Regions from separate parts of the Homo sapiens genome. Here region 2 is linked to region 1. Evidence: read pairs that join two places in POLR2A ChIA-PET (ENCODE). Cell type or tissue: PC-9. All regions are shown on one strand. Region 1 overlaps C5 (complement C5). Region 2 has its middle 6.3 kb from the start of PHF19.

Region 1 (4,000 bases):
TGGCCATGAAATGATTTGAGCATCAGCAACACCCTAGAGAAATTAAGTTTGTCATTGGAAAGAATTAGATCACTGTGTCTCAAACAGCTGTGAGTTAAAAGCGAAACAGATGCTTTTGTTTAAAAAGTAGGGATCTATTAACTGACAGAAAGAAATGGAAGAGAACTAACAGTTATTGAGCCCCTGCCATTGCTCTTTTAACAATGAGCGAACAAGTGTAGGATCTGGCTCAATAAATAGAACAAAACCATATAATCCAAAGCTGCCTTTTGCAATAAGAGCTAATTTGGAGCCTTGTGGGTTTTCATAAGTGGAAGAGTGTATGTCTGAATCAAGCTCCCAATTTTCCATTAAGATCTTCAACTCTGAGACAATATATTATGCTCCTCTATAACCATATGGTGATGTCACTATTTTGCTACTATGAAATTCTTAATAAATAATGGCCTAATTACAGATGTAATTAATTTCATACTGTGAATGTTTTCTCAAAACATTGTAGGTAAATGTATTTTAAGAAAGTGAACTGTACTTTAAATCCACTAAGAGAAATAGTTCTTTAAAGGAATCCCTGAGGATTCTCTTAAATAAGAGAATCTTTAGTAATGTATATGTCTGCAAACTAATTTTTGTTTTTTTCAAATATGGACTTTTGTGTATTGAGTTTTTTAAAGTAAGATTCATCTCTTTTAAGGATGGTTGTTTTAAAAAATCAAAATATCCTTGTTTTTAGCAGAGTTTTTGATTATATCAATTATTCTTACAGTAAAAGTTAGAGTTTATTCGTTGAATGACGACTTGAAGCCAGCCAAAAGAGAAACTGTCTTAACTTTCATAGTAAGTATTTTATTTATTTAAATAATACTTTAATTCATTTTTCAGGACAAGAATCTCATTTCATAACCCTGTCCTCACACTACACTAAATCATTCAATGTTCCATAAATGGTTATTGAACATCTGCAATGAGTATAGAATCATAGATCTATACCTCTGTAATACACGTATGTGAAAGGCTCATACAAATTAAATTTCAATAACTTGAAGGATTTTGAGCTAAACCATTTAAGTACAATCTTGCTGATTTATTTTTTAAAGAACACCCACTGGCCGGGCGTGGTGGCTCACACCTGTAATCCCAGCACTTTGGGAGGCCGAGGCAGGTGGATCACGAGGTCAGGAGATCGAGACTAACCTGGCCAACATAGTGAAACCTCATCTCTACTAAAATACAAAAAATTAGCTGGTGCAGTGGCAGGCGCCTGTAGTCCCAGCTACTCGGGAGGCTGAGGTGGGGGAATTGCTTGAACCCGGGAGGCAGAGCTTGCAGTGAGCCGAGATTGTGCCACTGCACTCCAGCCTGGTGACAGTGTGAGACTCCATCTCAAAAAAGAAAATCTAAAAAAAAAAAAAAAACCAAAAAACAAAAAACCACCCACCAATCACTAAGAATTGACTGAATACCCATTTAACTATAAGATATACATAATGGATATATCTATTATGTATTTATTATGTGCAAAAGAACTATATTTAATGGTACTTACTCTTAAGGAACTTAGAGTTTAATAACTATTATACTAACACAAAAAATCTTGCTAAATCATGAGTTAAAGATTGGCAGTAATTCACCATTTATCAGACATGACATATGTAACAGACGCTGTGCATTGAACTCCCATGATCTCATCTAATTTGTGTCACATACCCCAAACACTTTTGTGAGGAAATAAAATAATACAACTAGTTATAACTGCTCAGTTATTAACAGTAGGTATACTACTAATGGTCCTTCAATATAGGCTGCAGCACTTTTGCTGCTACTCAAAAAAAAAACCAAAAAATAAAAATAAAAACTTATCAGAATGCAGGTGCAAAAGCATAGATACTACAGAACAAAACCATACTAAAATATAAAACAAATAAATTATACAGTAGGACAAATACCATGAGCTCAGAGGGAAGACCAATGAGAGGTGAGAGTGGGGGTGATACACATCCTTCTCTGGAACGGAGTAGTTAAAGGGAACCCTGAGTTGGGTGTTAATGAAAGGAATTGACATAAATTATTTAAAAATAGTGAAGACCATCCATGTAAGAAACAGTGTGAGTTAAGCTATGGGGGCAAGAAGAAATAAAAAAAAATGAAGCTAGTAAATAAACTGATTGACTGATAGAATGTCTGAAAGAGAACTAAGGAGAGCAATGTCAGCTCAAATGCCCTTTTTCTATCAGGGAATGATAGGGGTGTGGATGTATGCTCTTTATCCAACGTCTTCATGGTTGAACTTAAGTGATGCAGAATCATGGCATAACCTGCAGAAAAATGAATGTCAGTCATCTCTTGTAAGAGCTGCCCCAGGAAGAAAAGATTGAGAAAGCTGATCCCAGAGCCTTAAGGAGTTAATATAGAGGAAGTATCCTCAAAATAGTACCTGAGAAAGATGATCTTAGAAGAATTGTGCACAATGGATAGTGCGATGAAGAAGAGCCATAAAAATACTCAGCTACAAGTATAATTCTTGTTCAAAATAGGCTTCTGTAAGTTTTACAATTAATTACGAAATAAAACCTCTAAAATCCAACTGTGAATTTCAGTCATGGTAAATGGTGCTAAGATTTTTTGCTTTGGGTTTTTTGTTGGTTTGTTTGTTTTTGTTTGTATGTTTTTGACAGGGTCTTGCTCTGTCACCAAGGCTGGAGTGCAGTGGTGTGATCATAGCTCACTGTAGCCTCAAACTCCTGGGCTCAAGCCATCCTCCCACCTCAGCTTCCTGAGTAGCTAGGACTACAGGCACCCATCACCACACCCTGCTAACTCTTTAAACATTTTTTTGTAGGCTGGTCAGTGACTCATGCCTGTAATTGTAATCCCAGCACTTTGGGAGGCTAAAATGGGAGGATTGCTTGAGCTCAGGAGATTGAGACCAGCCTGGGCAACCTGGAGAGACCTCATCTCTACTAAAAATTAAAAAAAAAAAAATAGCTGGGCATGGTGGCATGTGCCTGTGGTCCTGGCTACTTGGGAGGCTGAGGTGGGAGGATTGCTTGAGCCTGTGAGTTCAAAGCTGCAGTGAGCTATGATCACACCACTGCACTCCAGCCTGGATCACAGAGCAAGATCCCTGTCTCAAAAAAGTTTTTTGTACAGATAGGGGCCTCACTTATGTTGCCTGCTATGTTTATGTGTTGAGTTAAGGCTGAATTGGACCCCCATGTGTAGTCCAAAGAAAGTCAAAACCTCATTTCAATTATTTGCTAACCCAAACACAAAATTAAGTTTATGGGGAAGCTTTACGAGAACTGTCAAGTTTGTTTAACCATTTGAGAGTTTTACCAAGCTGAAAAATGCCCATACTATACATTTATAAAACATCTGGCTAAAAAATATAATTCATAGAATATTTGCTTTTGAAAGCTTTAAATGAACATATATAAAAATTAGATTCTGGTGTTTATAAAGCCAACAAAATTCACATTTAGTTTATCAAAAACATCATTGTTTGTTTGTTTGTTTGTTTGTTGTTGTTTTTACGTGTTGTTACACTTCATCTTTTAGATGTACAACGAGAGTTGAGTCTCTTCAAGATAATGAGGAGAGATGGGGAAGATTGGAAAAAGAAGAAGGGAAATGGCTGAAATGAACCATATTTCCCTTCTATAACATTTAACAGATCTTCATCCTTCATATTTAATTTGAAGACATGGGTATTTGTCTTCAAATATTTGATCTATAAATATTTTGTACATCAAAGATTGTATAATCAGTTAAATTTTTTAAAATGTAGTTTCTGGCCTTTGAGGGTGTTTGTTTTTATTTACAGGATCCTGAAGGATCAGAAGTTGACATGGTAGAAGAAATTGATCATATTGGAATTATCTCTTTTCCTGACTTCAAGATTCCGTCTAATCCTAGGTATGTAAAAATAGTTGTTAATAAAACCACATACGGAACTTTTGGTGAAGAAGCAGGTAACCAGTTAAAGGGGGCCACCTAATGT
Region 2 (4,000 bases), 150 kb after region 1:
AGGCGCACATCACCATGCCCAGCTCATTTTTGTACTTTTAGTAGAGACGAGGTTTCACCATGTTGGCCAGGCTGGTCTCAAACTTTTGACCTCATGATCTGCCCGCCTCGGCCTCCCAAAGTGCTAGGATTACAGGCGTGAACCACTGCGCCGAACCTCTCCTGCTTTCTAGATATCCGTTTCCCCATCTGAAAATGAGAAGTTGGAAAACTTGACTTGGAAGGTTCCCTCCATTAAGACACAGGGTCTCACTCTGTTGCTCAGACTGGAGTGCAGTGATGTAATCATAGCTTACTGCATCCTCGAACTTCTGGGTTCAAGCAATCCTCCTACTTCAGCCTCCTGAGTAGTTGGCGCTGCAGGTGCATGTCACCACCCCAGCTAATTTATTTTTATTTTTAGAGATGTGGTCTTGCTATGTTGCCCAGGCTGGTCTTGAACTCCTGGCCTCAAATGATTCTCCCACCTCAACCTCCTAAGTAGTTGGGATTTACATGAGTGGCTGGTATTGGCTTTTTTTAATTTTTATTTTTATTTTTTTAGACAGAGTCTCGCTCCTAGGCCAGAGTGCAGTGGTGCTATCTGAACTCACTGCAACTTCTGCCTCCAGGGTTGAAGTGATTCTCATGCCTCGGCCTCTGGAGTAGCTGGGATCATAGGCGTGTACCACCACATCCAGCTAATTTTTTTTTTTTTTTTTGTATTTTTTGGTAGAGATCTGGTTTCACCATGTTGGCCAGGCTGGTCTCAAACTCCTGGCCTCTGGTGATCCGCCCACCTCAGCCTCCCAAAGTGCTGGCATTACAGGTGTGAGCCACCGTGCCCAGACTGGCATTAGCTTTTGAATACACCATATCACCTGGGTTCAAACCTCAGTTCCACCAATACTAGTTGAATCATACAAATGACCCTGTTGTATCCACTATCTTCTTATTTGCTCTCCTCTGGCTATATCTTGGGCAGTTGGTTATATCTTGTCTCCTTCATGAAATGCCCAGCAAGAGCCTTGGCTCCCGGGGAGCAGCTCTCATCTCATACATTTCCTCTTTCTCCTACACACCCAGCTTGGGGCCAGGAGCTCATCCACCTCACGCGGATCGACTCATGGATTGCTTGATTCCAGAAAGGATGCCTTGTAAATACTGGAGTTCATTAATAAAATGACACCTCTGTATTTTAACGTGGGGAAAACTTTAAAGGTATCTTTAATTAACTATATCTGAGTCAGTCTTTTATGATCACACTGTTTTAATCATATCAATCAAAATCTCTAATTGAATGTAGTATGTAGACCTAATTGATAAAAAACAAGAAGACAAAATATCTCGCAAATAGTCAATGCAGCTTTTGGTGGGTCAAATCTTTATATAACAACCTTTATAAAGAATGACTGGGAGCAACTCATTTGTTCTAGACTTCATATATTGACCAGTGAGTCCATCTGAAGCCCTGATTAGAGAAGTGACCCATCCTAGGTTACCGAGTGAGGGAGAAACAAAGCTTAGACTGAGTTCATAGAATCAAATAATTTTGCCATCAGAGGCAACTTAGAGGTCATTGTGGTCTGACCCTCCTTGTCCTGATCACTCCTTGTCTCGACACCCTCCCACAATTATCTATCAATCTGTCTGTCCCCCTAGCCCCACCCCCTAGCTCTGGACCAGGAGCTTCTATTTTTTTTTTTTTTTTTTTTGGAGACAGTGTCTTGTTCTGTCACCCAGGCTGCTGGAGTGCACGGTGTGATCTCAGCTCACTGCAACCTCTGCCTCCAGGCTCAAGTGATCCTCCCACCTCAGGCTCCCAAGTAGCTAGGACCACAGGTGCATGCCACCATGCCCAGCTAATTCTTTGTATTTTTGGTAGAGATGGGATTTCACCAAGTTGCCCAGGCTGGGCTCGAACTCCGGAGCTCAGGCAATTCACCCACCTCAGCCTCCCAAAGTGCTGGGATTTCAGGCATGAGCCACCGTGCCCGGCTGGACCGGGAGCTTCCTGAGATCAAAGGCTGCATCTTATTCATCTTCATGCCACGCCTGTCATTCCTAGCATGGTGCCTGCCTACAGCATGGTTCGCTACACATGTGCACTATGTTGAAAGGGTGAACAAACCACCACTTTATCTTTAACAGATGGGGAGACTAAAATTTAGACAAGGGAAGGGATCCTTGGTTCCACAGCAAGCTGGCAAGGCAGGGAAATAGGATCTCCAGTGTCTGGTGAAGGCTCCCCTTTCTTTTCTACACCCCCTGGGTTCACAGAGAAGGCAGGCAGACTTCTCTCATTTCCCCACAAAAGCCACAGGTAAAGGTGTTTATAGTTTGGCAGCTAACCAAGGCCACAGGCATGCCAACAGGTCACAGTCTGACCCTGGCAACCATTTTTTTTAAAACTGGTGTTAATAACCGTGCTTTCTACTGTAATCTGAAAACTCTCTACACCTCCATGCTGAGGACATGATAAACCAACCCCGAAATTCAGGCCATAAAACATGGGCTCGTCTAACTGGTCACCTGCATAATAATTACTTCCAAAAATTATGTAATAATAATTATTCATATTTGTGAAAAGCCTCTTGTGTGTAGAGCAGTTTCTTTCTTTTTTTTTTTTTTTTTGAGATGGAGTTTTGCTCTTGTCACCCAGGCTGGAGTGCAATGGCACAATATCGGCTCACTGCAACCTACGCCTTCTGGGCTCAAGAGATTCTCCTGCCTCAGCCTCCCAAGTAGCTGGGATTACAGGTGGCCGCCACCATGCACGACTAATTTTTGTATTTTTAGTAAAGATGGGGTTTCATCATGTTGGCCAGGCTGGTCTTGAACTCCGGACCTCAGGTGATCCGCCCACCTCAGCCTCTCAAAGTGCTGGGATTACAGGCATGAGCCACTGTGCCTGGCTGTAGAGCACTTTCATATAGGCTAACTTGTTTGGTATTCAAATAAGTATTTCTGAAAGAAAATGATGTTCTCTCAAAATAATGACTGTATATTTTAAGTAAGTGAATTTGTCATACGTGAAGTATATTTCGATAAATCTGATTTTAAAAGTAACAGTGAAAATCACAAGTTACTTTTATTTTCTTCCTCGTGCTTTTTGACATTTTCCAAATTGTCCTTAATTGAAAGAAAACATAGAATAGCACAGCAGAAGGAAGAGGATGGATCACTGGGAGGCAGGGAACCTTCTCTCAGGGCTCTCTGGCCCTTTGGTGGTCTCCCTGGACAGAGAGGTACTGAGACACTGCTGAGCAGAGGGGACAAGCCCTGACTCTCTATTGTGTGTGACACTGAGTTTATCACTACGCCTTTCCAAACCTCCATTTCATCCCCTGCAAAATGGACCTGATGCCTGCCACACCTGGCTCACCACGCTGTGACAAGCCTTAAAAGAGAAGGGTGGGCCAGGTGCAGTGGCACGCACCTGTAATCCCAACACTTTGGAAGGCCAAGGCTGGTGGATCATGAAGTCAGGAGTTCAAGACCAGCCTGACCAACATGGTGAAACCCAATCTCTACTAAAAATACAAAAATTAGCCAGGCGTGATAGCGTGCACCTGGAACCCCGGCTACCCAGGAGGCTGAGGCAGGAGAATTGCTTGAACCTGGGAGGCAGAGTTTGCAGTGAGCCGAGATCGTGCCACTGCACTCTGGCCTAGGCAACAGAGCAAGACTTCATCTCAAATAAACAAACAAACAAATAAGAAGGGTGATCAGTCCCATGCATGAGGGGACACTGTGCACTGTAACCACCCTGGACACCTAACAAGCAATGCTATCATCAAAACCTCCTCTGCTGCAATCTCCTCATAGCTTCCTGCCCCTCCCACCTTTAAAATCACCAAATATCTCAAACATGGAAAAGTTTTAGACTTGAGAAGGAGAAGGATCAGAGAGAACAACTATGGATCAACCACCCAGCTCTGTTACATCTTGACACTTGGTCATACTTGCCTCAGATTTTAATTTTTTTTTCTAAGAAATAAAACATACAGATAGAATTAAAC

What was found. Peaks named below come from ENCODE experiments on the same cell type or tissue, not always from the same donor. Only the 100,000 strongest peaks of a DNase experiment are listed, where the experiment ranks them.
Region 2: POLR2A ChIA-PET joins it to region 1 with 9 read pairs; 2 of 35 experiments call an interaction of 5 or more read pairs at or near these places.

What each region holds. Positions count from the first base shown.
Region 1 is chr9:121,034,718-121,038,717 of GRCh38, reverse strand. C5 (complement C5) reads left to right here. Exons shown (of 41, transcript NM_001735.3): 4 at 767-837; 5 at 3,824-3,915. Among named protein-coding and RNA genes, the nearest start is that of C5, 14 kb to the left of the region's middle. In PC-9, no CTCF peak of the experiment used is centred here; no DNase peak of the experiment used is centred here.
Region 2 is chr9:120,881,455-120,885,454 of GRCh38, reverse strand. It overlaps a transcript of PHF19 not described here. Among named protein-coding and RNA genes, the nearest start is that of PHF19, 6.3 kb to the right of the region's middle. In PC-9, no CTCF peak of the experiment used is centred here; DNase peaks (open chromatin) are centred at 2,054 and 2,314.